Regions from separate parts of the Homo sapiens genome. Here region 2 is linked to region 1. A link is a loop called in an ENCODE intact Hi-C map of the cell type or tissue named here. Cell type or tissue: psoas muscle. All regions are shown on one strand. Links, peaks and the distances in the headings refer to the core of each region. The heading gives the core; the rest is flanking DNA.

Evidence for each region. A loop is a pair of places that touch in the nucleus more often than their neighbours do. Peaks named below come from ENCODE experiments on the same cell type or tissue, not always from the same donor. Only the 100,000 strongest peaks of a DNase experiment are listed, where the experiment ranks them.
Region 2: a loop joins it to region 1, with 2.3 times the contacts of the local background. A loop is called at or near these places in 10 of 110 quality-filtered maps.

Annotation. Positions count from the first base shown.
Region 1 is chr1:214,400,875-214,405,266 of GRCh38, reverse strand. PTPN14 (protein tyrosine phosphatase non-receptor type 14) reads left to right here. Exons shown (of 19, transcript NM_005401.5): 6 at 2,314-2,384; 7 at 3,495-3,582. Among named protein-coding and RNA genes, the nearest start is that of SMYD2, 120 kb to the right of the region's middle. In psoas muscle, for the core only: no CTCF peak of the experiment used is centred there; no DNase peak of the experiment used is centred there; H3K27ac peaks cover 606 bases.
Region 2 is chr1:214,450,246-214,454,637 of GRCh38, reverse strand. It overlaps PTPN14 (protein tyrosine phosphatase non-receptor type 14), which reads left to right. Exons shown (of 19, transcript NM_005401.5): 3 at 2,664-2,833. Among named protein-coding and RNA genes, the nearest start is that of PTPN14, 99 kb to the left of the region's middle. RefSeq lists an enhancer at 3,933-4,392. In psoas muscle, for the core only: no CTCF peak of the experiment used is centred there; no DNase peak of the experiment used is centred there; H3K27ac peaks cover 1,697 bases.

The DNA.
Region 1 (4,392 bases), core at 293-4,292:
AGGGGAAGAGGTAGTTCAAAAGGCGAAAATGCTTACGTCCAGCTGGGGAGAGAGGAGAGCCCTATTGAGGGAAGTGGTAGCTGAGACAGGACGTAAGGATGATGTGGCATTTCACACTGCATGACGTTATGGGATGGTTCTCCCAGAGGGGATGGGCATGTAAAGGCCCATCCTTTCCGAATGGAAATGTAAAAGCAGTGTGTGTTAGAAGAGGTGTCGGCCTGGGGCTTGACCTCTTGGGCAAGGAGGTCTGGAAGGGGAAGCTGAGTCACATTGAAGAATGGTCTGCATGCCAGGCCCAGGTGTTGACCTTGCTGAGTAGGCCGGGGGTAGTCTTAGAAGGGTGTAAACTTTTTCCTTGGTTCCACTGGAGCTTTCAAAGAGAATGCATTCCTTTGGTGGGGGAGGGAAGATAGGATGAATGGCTGTGTTTGATCTTATGAAGTAATTGAATTTGTTAAATGGCATTTCTTCAGCAGAGAAAAGAACAAAGTCAAGTACACAAGGCGCTCCACAGGTGTGTGGCTGTGTACAGGCATGCATTCTGCCATTTTTCATTCCCACAGGGCCATGCTCGCACTCTCCCTGGCAGGGCACATACCTCAGGGAGGCCCCAGGTGCAGATGGAGGCGGTTAAGTTGAGAACAATAGCAGAGGGGGTACCTTTGGGCTTCTTTTTAAAAGTAGGAAACGGAGATTTAATGGAACACTTTTTGATCTTCACTTTATTTTATATTCTGTTGCCACATGCCCTTCATTAGCTTTTCAAAATTAATGGGGTTTTTACTCAATACCTGGATGCACATACATAGCTAACTTTCTAAGCCTTGTGATATCTTTGTTACTCCACAACATGAAACTAAAAATGTTGAGCTTATTTCCTATCACGGACTTGAGTCATTTCAATGGATGGCTAAACAGGAAACCGCAAATTAATCAGTTATGTGAAAAGTAAGAGCTGCCATAATTCCCCGTCTGCTCTAAAGTCTCTCGTGAACTCTAGAATTAGCAGGATGTGCAGAGCTATAGAATTTTTAGCATACATTTATGTCTGTGCTTTCCAGTTTTAAAATATATTGATTTTTCAGATTTTAATGATTTGAGATGGGATGTTTTTCACAGTTTTGAGGTGTACATTTTTAGGGGTAGTGTTTTCATCCATGTAAAGTTAAGTTGGAGATGAATCTTTATATAAGTGGTATTTTAGAATCAAAGGAATGGGGCGTTTGGTATGATTTCTGCCAAAACATCAGTCCCTACCTCCCATCCTAGTAGGATGAGCTTCAGGTACCCATCAGGGTGTAGCTCAGAGTTCCTTCTGACATCTGCTCTGGAGGTCACAGGAAAATGGTGCCCATCTGTGACCCTCTTGGTGCTTACTAGCCTGGAATATGTGGGACCTGCTGCCCAGGAAAGCTAGAGGCAGCTGGCTTGGGGCTTGAGCCCCAGGCCACCACAGGCATGAGACAAACTCTAGAATCTCTACCTCTATCAATTTCTCAAGAATGCATTGCTTCGGTCTGCTTATTTTGGATTATTCCTCTTGATTCCATCTCACCATCCTAAGCAGTGCTTCCCTGGCCAGTGTTTAGCAAGCCTATTTCTGTGATGTAAATCCTCCCACTGTGGTGTTACGGAAGGGTAGTTGGGAAAAGATGTGTGTAATCAGTTCTTCTGAGCCCATAGTAGTCAGCACATCACAGGTTCCAGGGGCCTGGGGTTCAGCTGGTAGAGATGCTGACTAGTCAGCTACGCAACTGTTGCCTTACAGAGCTCTCTGGAGATGTTTTAGCCGTCATGGCTTCCTCTGCCCCCGTGACCATCAAGTAACATCAGAATGAGCCTACTCTGCCTTCAGTGGTTTTGAATTCGTTTCCTGGTATACAGAAAGGCCTGGCACAGTCCCTTCCTAGGCTCAACTTTTGAAGGGATGATGGCCTGGAAACTCATTGGCCTATACCCCAATCATTAGAAATATGTAAGCACACGCAAAGCATTTTTTATAAACGTACATCTGAGAGGCAGGCGGATAGGGAAGAATGAATGAAAAGAGCTATTCCCTGGCACCACAGAACTTACGCGGCAACCCAAAATATGCCTGGAAATAACCTGTTATAATGGAGAGCCGTGTTATAACAGTAGAAATCATAACTCAGTTCTAAAAATTACAACCTTTAATTCTACAGCAGTAAAGGAGATATTGAGGAAATGTGACTAATCAGGAACATCTGAGGAAGGGAGCTTTAAGATTTGCAAGCAAAATAGCAAATGCCCACACCCTCATGTGACCTTAAGCACTTTCTATTCTTATAGGATTTGGCCCTGGAAGAGGCTGTTCTGGAGGAGCTGACCCAGAAGGTAGCCCAAGAACACAAAGCCCACAGGTAAGGCAGGCAGAGGGTAAGGGGCTGCCTGCACAACAGATGTTTACAGCCCATGGGGCAGGAGGCATCCATCTCCCTATCAGCAACTCTGGGCTTGAGCCAACACACTTGTATTTATTCCACCACGTGACTCAGCTCTGTACTTCCGTTCTGCAAAAGTGAATGTCCACTTGAAAACTGCTCCGTTCCTTCCTTCCCTCCCTCCCTTCCTTCCTTCCTTCCTTCCTTCCTTCCTTCCTTCCTTCCTTCCTTAGAGAATCTGGGAAGCCTGAGACAGCCTGTGCTGAGAGAGTGAAGACCTAAAGTGCTGTGTTGGGTGGTAGGCAGGTGAAGGAAAGAAAAAGAGAGAAACTTTAATTCAAGGAAGCACCAGGAGTTTGATATCGAGGCCTATGCAGTGATCCTAAGTTCTCTCATCGTGGCTTTTTTTTTTTTTTTTTTTTTTGACAGAGTCTCGCTCTGTCACCCAGGCTGGAGTGCAGTGGTGCGATCTCGGTCCACTGCAACCTCCACCTCCGGGGTTCAAGCAATTCTCATGCCTCAGACTCTCGAGTAGCTGGGATTACAGGCACATGCACCACCACACCCAGCTAATTTTTGTATTTTTAGTGGAGATGGGGTTTCACCATGTGGGCCAGGCTGATCTCAAATGCCTGACCTCAAGTGATCTGCCTGCCTCGGCCTCCCAAAGTGCTGGGATTATAGGCATGAGCCACGGCCATTTGACTCCCAAAATATTATCCTCATGATAAACTTTTTCCTTTTTTTTTTTAATAATGAAGATTTCTCCCAGATGGGAGAAAAATAACTTCTTTTTAAAGTAGGCAACATATTCGAAGGGATGTCTGGAATAATGATTTCATGTTTACAGGGCTGTGGCTCTTAATTAAATACTTTACCTTCCTCTTATTATTCGCTGTTAAGTAAAAGGCTACTGGGAAAGATGTCAATGAATTACTTAGTAATGCACCCTACCCTCACAGTTGGGTAATGATTGCTCTTCCCAGAAACTAGAGCTAAACCACAGCTCTGGAATTTGCCATCAGGAGAGTGGGATCTTCCACTGGCTGCCCTTAACCATTTCTTCCTTTGATGCTATTTTGATTTTAGTGGAATCCTGCCAGCAGAAGCTGAACTGATGTACATCAATGAAGTTGAACGTTTGGATGGATTTGGACAGGAAATCTTCCCTGTAAAGGTAATATGCTGTGCCCTGTGCTGGCTTTAACCTTCTCAGACCGGTACTGGCATTTGGAAAACCATTGTTGATAGCAGTGGGCCAGAATGGCTTGGCCTTCTTTTTGCTATGCAGCCTTAGTTGGCAAGTCCAATTTATTATAGATAAACAAATGCTTTTTCTTAACCAAGACGTTTTGAAGTTTGCCATGGTCCTCAGCAGAATAGTTCAATAAGACAGTCCATCTAAGTGAGTACCAAGCATCAGCCAATCCGGCACCTTGGAGGTATCAAGGCTGATATCCAGCCTTATAACAGGACAAGTAGCCAATGTCATGTGTAACATTAATGAAGACTCTAGTCAGTAGTTTTCTTATTCTCTTTTTCTCTTCATTGAGCCAATACAGGGATAATCGTTTGTGAGGTAGAATGAAACGTTTCTTGTATACAATCATGCTTTATTTCTCCAGCTTTATAGGGCCCTCCCCTGTGGGTTCCTAGCCCCTTTGGTGTTTTATGGAAGCTATGCCTCGGAAACTGCTATAGCACATCACATCCTTTGCAGCACATCCACCTCCTGAAGTGGGTGTGGTTGGGGGGGTCATGGATCATAGTCATTTATAGAGCTGAGCCCATCATCCAAACTCATTTTCCACTCTCTGTTGACCAACTTTACAAAAAATGGAGATTTATCAGAAACCTAAAGCAACTGGCACATTTCAGCAATTTGGGAGATGCCTGCAATTTCAGCACAAACATTTCACTCCAGACTAGCTCCACTGGCTGTTTTATAAGTGTTCAGTTCCCCCTCTGTTGCACGTTTGCAATTTGC
Region 2 (4,392 bases), core at 116-4,115, 50 kb before region 1:
TCTCTTGTACCTCATCATCCTCCTCAACATATCCATATGTGTGTATGCACAGGAGTGTGTGTATGTGCAGCTGTAGTGTGCATTTTGTGTGTGTTGTATGTGTGCACATACATGTTCGTGTGTATATATTCCATGGAATATTCTTTCTCTGAGGGATTTCTGGGGTGGAGGTCAGGTCTGGTTTAATGATCTGGATGGATGGGAATGAGAAAAGGAAATTTAAAATAGCTTTCAAGACACAGAAGCAATAAAAATTTTAACCGTTTTTTAAAATCGATTGTAGAACATTTATGCAGTTACTGTGGCCCTCTATAATTTGAATATTACTAATTTGAATGAAGTGTGGACCATAAAAATATCTCCCAAATGTCAAAACTACTTTTAGTGAAAGATGATAAATCATGGTTAGCCTGTTAAGCAATTGTGAAGTTGCCCTCTGTTTCTCCACTAATGCTTATAAAAGGGCTCTTTTCCAACTTTAATAATTGCTGCATAGCATGTTAATTACATATATTACATAATTTATTATATGGAGACTCACTCCTAGGCATCCAAAATACCGTGGAATACCCTCATACAGCCCTGTGTTCCATACAGGAATTCAGTATAATGCAGAGCTACTTTGGACCCTTTTCAGATAAGTTTCTTGAATTGAATACCCAAATGACTTCATGTTAAGGTTAGCTTAAGCCTACATCATAGATCTCAGAGGATAGCATCAGAGTGATGTTCCAGTGTCCCAATATCATCTCTCATGAGATCCTCAAAATCTTAGTGGAGGTATAGCTTTGTGATTTTTTTCCTTACATCTTTTAAATATTTATGTTATTTGTAGATGTTCCAGCTTCTACCTTTGCCTGCTTTTTCTCATTGACTCCCAGATAACCTCTGTTTCCTGATTCTCTGGTTCACAGAGATGTCAGTAGTGCTGATGAAAAAGATTTATGAGGTTTACCTGCTTTGATTTACTGATGATGATGATGGTGGTGGCGATGGTGGTGGTGGTGGTGGTAACAGGAGTAGTAGTCGTGCAGCCGCAGCAGCAATAGAAGGTACCACTTATGATGTAGTTACTTACCATGTGCCATGCAGGTGATTGACAGGCATTATCTCATTTACACCTCTCAGAGCCTGTGGGCAAAAGTTGTAACCATCATCTCCATTTTGCAGAGGAGAAAACTCTGAGAGTCTAGAAGGCTCAATGACTTGTGTAAAGTTACTGAGACAGTGAGTGCAAAAGATGGGAGATGGACTGACCTCCAAGTCTGTTTTCTTTCTATTCAGCCACATTTCATTTCCTCTATGTCATCACTCAGGTTGGAACAACTAATGGACTCAGTGGAGCTAGGAAATGAATAATAGGGTCAGAATTCATCCAAGTAAGTTTGTCTAAGTTGATAGAAATATAACCTTGGCTCTGGTTGGCATTTTGTTGCTCAAGAAATGCATAGATTTCTGATGTGAACTTGTCCTTTGGAACATCATGGGAGAAAGCTAATCAAATCATTACCCCCATCTCAAAGTAAATCCATTTAAAATATCTTTAAAGCATCTGGGTCTGCAGCTTTATATAGGCAAGGGCACGTCTGGTTTTCTAGTAAAGTCAGAGTCATAGCTTCATGAGAGATTTTGGTGGGGTTGTGGCAGGGATTGATCTGTATAATGTTGAGGGGGCAGCCAGCTGGAGTGGGAACATCAGCATAAGAATGCCTTTGGAAATTGAACATTGTAATGAAAACATTCTTTTGAAGGCAGATTTCCAGGTGTGCTGTAAACCATTCTAGGCTATAATTGAGATATAAAAGAATCTTCAAAAGCAGTGATCTATTTTTTGGTGATTGTTGTGCTAATCCTGAAATCCTAGCATGAATTAATATAAAAGATGGGATTGGGTGCATAAAAGTACCTGTTTTAATCATTTAGCATGTTGTTCAAAACTAAACTGGTTTAGGCTTCAAGTCTAAGGGCGAAAATCTCACTTTCATCTAACAAATCCCACCATAATCTGCCAAGAACAGCCACCAGGGGCTCCTGCAGCAGCTGTGAGGAGGCGATCCTTCCTCTCTCAAAGCTTGATATGGGGAGAGATTTGCTGCAGTTCGTGTATAATAAAGTGGAAGAGGATGATACTTTTTAAAGCACACGAAAAGAGTGAATAAATTCTCCGTTAAAATCTGGTACTGTATGAAAATATTCTACAGTGCAGAAGCTTTCAGTTGGCAGGCGGTTTTGTCTTAGGAATTGAGTAATAAGTTACATTGCAGCAGGTGCAGGAGCGGTGTTGGTCTTTGCCAGTGTGCTCCATGTGAGATCATGAAGCATGCAGAAGGCACACAGAAAAGGCAGTCTTCAGATATCAGGGGAAAAGTCAGCACTATCCCTTCCCTGCGCGACTCCCCTTACCTCACATGGGCGCTTTGGTATCTGCAAGCACAAACAGTAGTAATGAGTAGGGATACTGCATCTGGATACTCCATGTATGTTACAGTAGTGTGTGGTTGTGGTTTCTTTTGATTAGTCCCAAAGTTATATGTCAAAGCTGGATCTTATATATGGGCTGGGGAACCCAGGGTGGGATGCAGCATGCTGGAGTCTCGTTTCTTGTGTGGCCTTGGGATGCTTGTGGTGAGCATGAACTGATGCTATTTTACCCTTTTATCTAGACGCACTACTTTGGCCTTTGGTTTCTCAGCAAGAGCCAGCAAGCACGATGGGTGGAGCTGGAGAAACCTCTGAAGAAACATCTGGACAAATTCGCTAATGAGCCTTTGCTTTTCTTTGGAGTCATGTTCTATGTGCCAAATGTGTCATGGCTTCAGCAAGAGGCCACAAGGTAGGTGCATTTTCCCCCTGTGTGCCATATAAGGGTGTTGACTAACTGTGAAGCTTCCAATGAAGTAGATGAGCTGGTAGATTTAGGGGTGTGTGGGTGTGGGTGCGGGTGTGTGGTGGGGGAGAGGGTAAAATAGTTGGGGGTTGTTTACTCATTGCTTTGCAGCTTTAGAGTTTTGGTTGAATCCATGTAGCTAACCCCAGCAGTTTTCTGTAATGCTGGTAAGGTAGTAGGGATCCTGAGCCAGGCAGAATTTCATCTCTAGCAGCGTGGAAATATTCATCGGAGACTGTGGGTAAAATAGGCATGCAAGAATTTAATAAAAAATTAATGACCTGGCCAGGCGTGGTGTCTCATACCTGTAATATCAACACTTTGGGAAGCTGAGGTGGGAGGAGAGCTTGAGGCCAAGAGTTTGAGACCAGCCTGGGCAGCATAGCAAGACCCTGTCTCTACAAAAAGAAAAAAATATAAAAACTAGCTAGACATGGTGTTTTGTGCTTTTAGTTCCAGCTCCTCGGGACACTGAGGTTGGAAGATCACTTGAGCCCAGAAGTTCAAGGCTGCAGTGAGCCGTGATCATGCCACTGTACTCCAGCCTGGGCAACAGACTGAGACCCTGTCTCAAAAACAAAAACAAAAACAACAAAAACAAAAACAAAAACCTAATTCTGTTTTGTCCACCCTTTTCCTAAAAATATCCCCAAACAAAATGTGGTATCAGACTTCGAATTTGAAGATTGGAAAGGTAACTAAAAGTGGGAGTAAAGTTAAGGAGGAAAATGTTGCGAGAGCAGGAGTTTTGATGATTGTCCCTACTAAATAAGAGGAGACAAGAAGCCATCAGTAGAAGAGGAGAACAAGGTATTGCAGCTACTCAGTGTCTGCTTTAGCTTGGAGAAACCGTGTGCTGCCTTTGAAATGATGTTTTCCCCTCTCATCTGTAAAGTGAGGGATTTGTGTAAGTTCATAAAGCATATTCAGTGAATGGAATAAGTGCATTTTTTTGATGTTGGTATAGTTCATTTATTGGTAAGAGTTTTCCATTAAAATACCTGGGAAGTCTCCTCATCAAATGGATATTTCTGGTAGGAAAAGGAATCACATAAACCCTTTACTTTTTGCCTTTTACCCGGACCTTGTCATTCTGAATGCTTGGGAAGCAATGCGGGAACATGCTTTGAAGAAGGAAGAGTATTCTACCTGACTTTTGTGTAGTTTTTAGATTTTAAATTTCTGATATAAGGATGCTCTTGAAATTTTTAAGTGTATTTTAAGGCAATATTCTGCTTGCTTGCTTTTTCTTTTTCTTTTTCTTTTTTTTTTTTAATTTGAGACGGAGTCTTGCTCTGTCACCCAGGCTGGAGTGCAGTGGCACGATCTTGGCTTACTGCAGCCTCCACCTCCCAGGTTCAAGCGATTCTCGTGCCTCAGCCTCCCGAGTGGCTGGGATTATAGGCGCCTGCCACCACGGCTGGCTAATTTTTGTATTTATGGTAGAGACGGGGTTTCACCATGTTGGCCAGGCTGGTCTCGAACTCCTGACCTCAAATGATCTG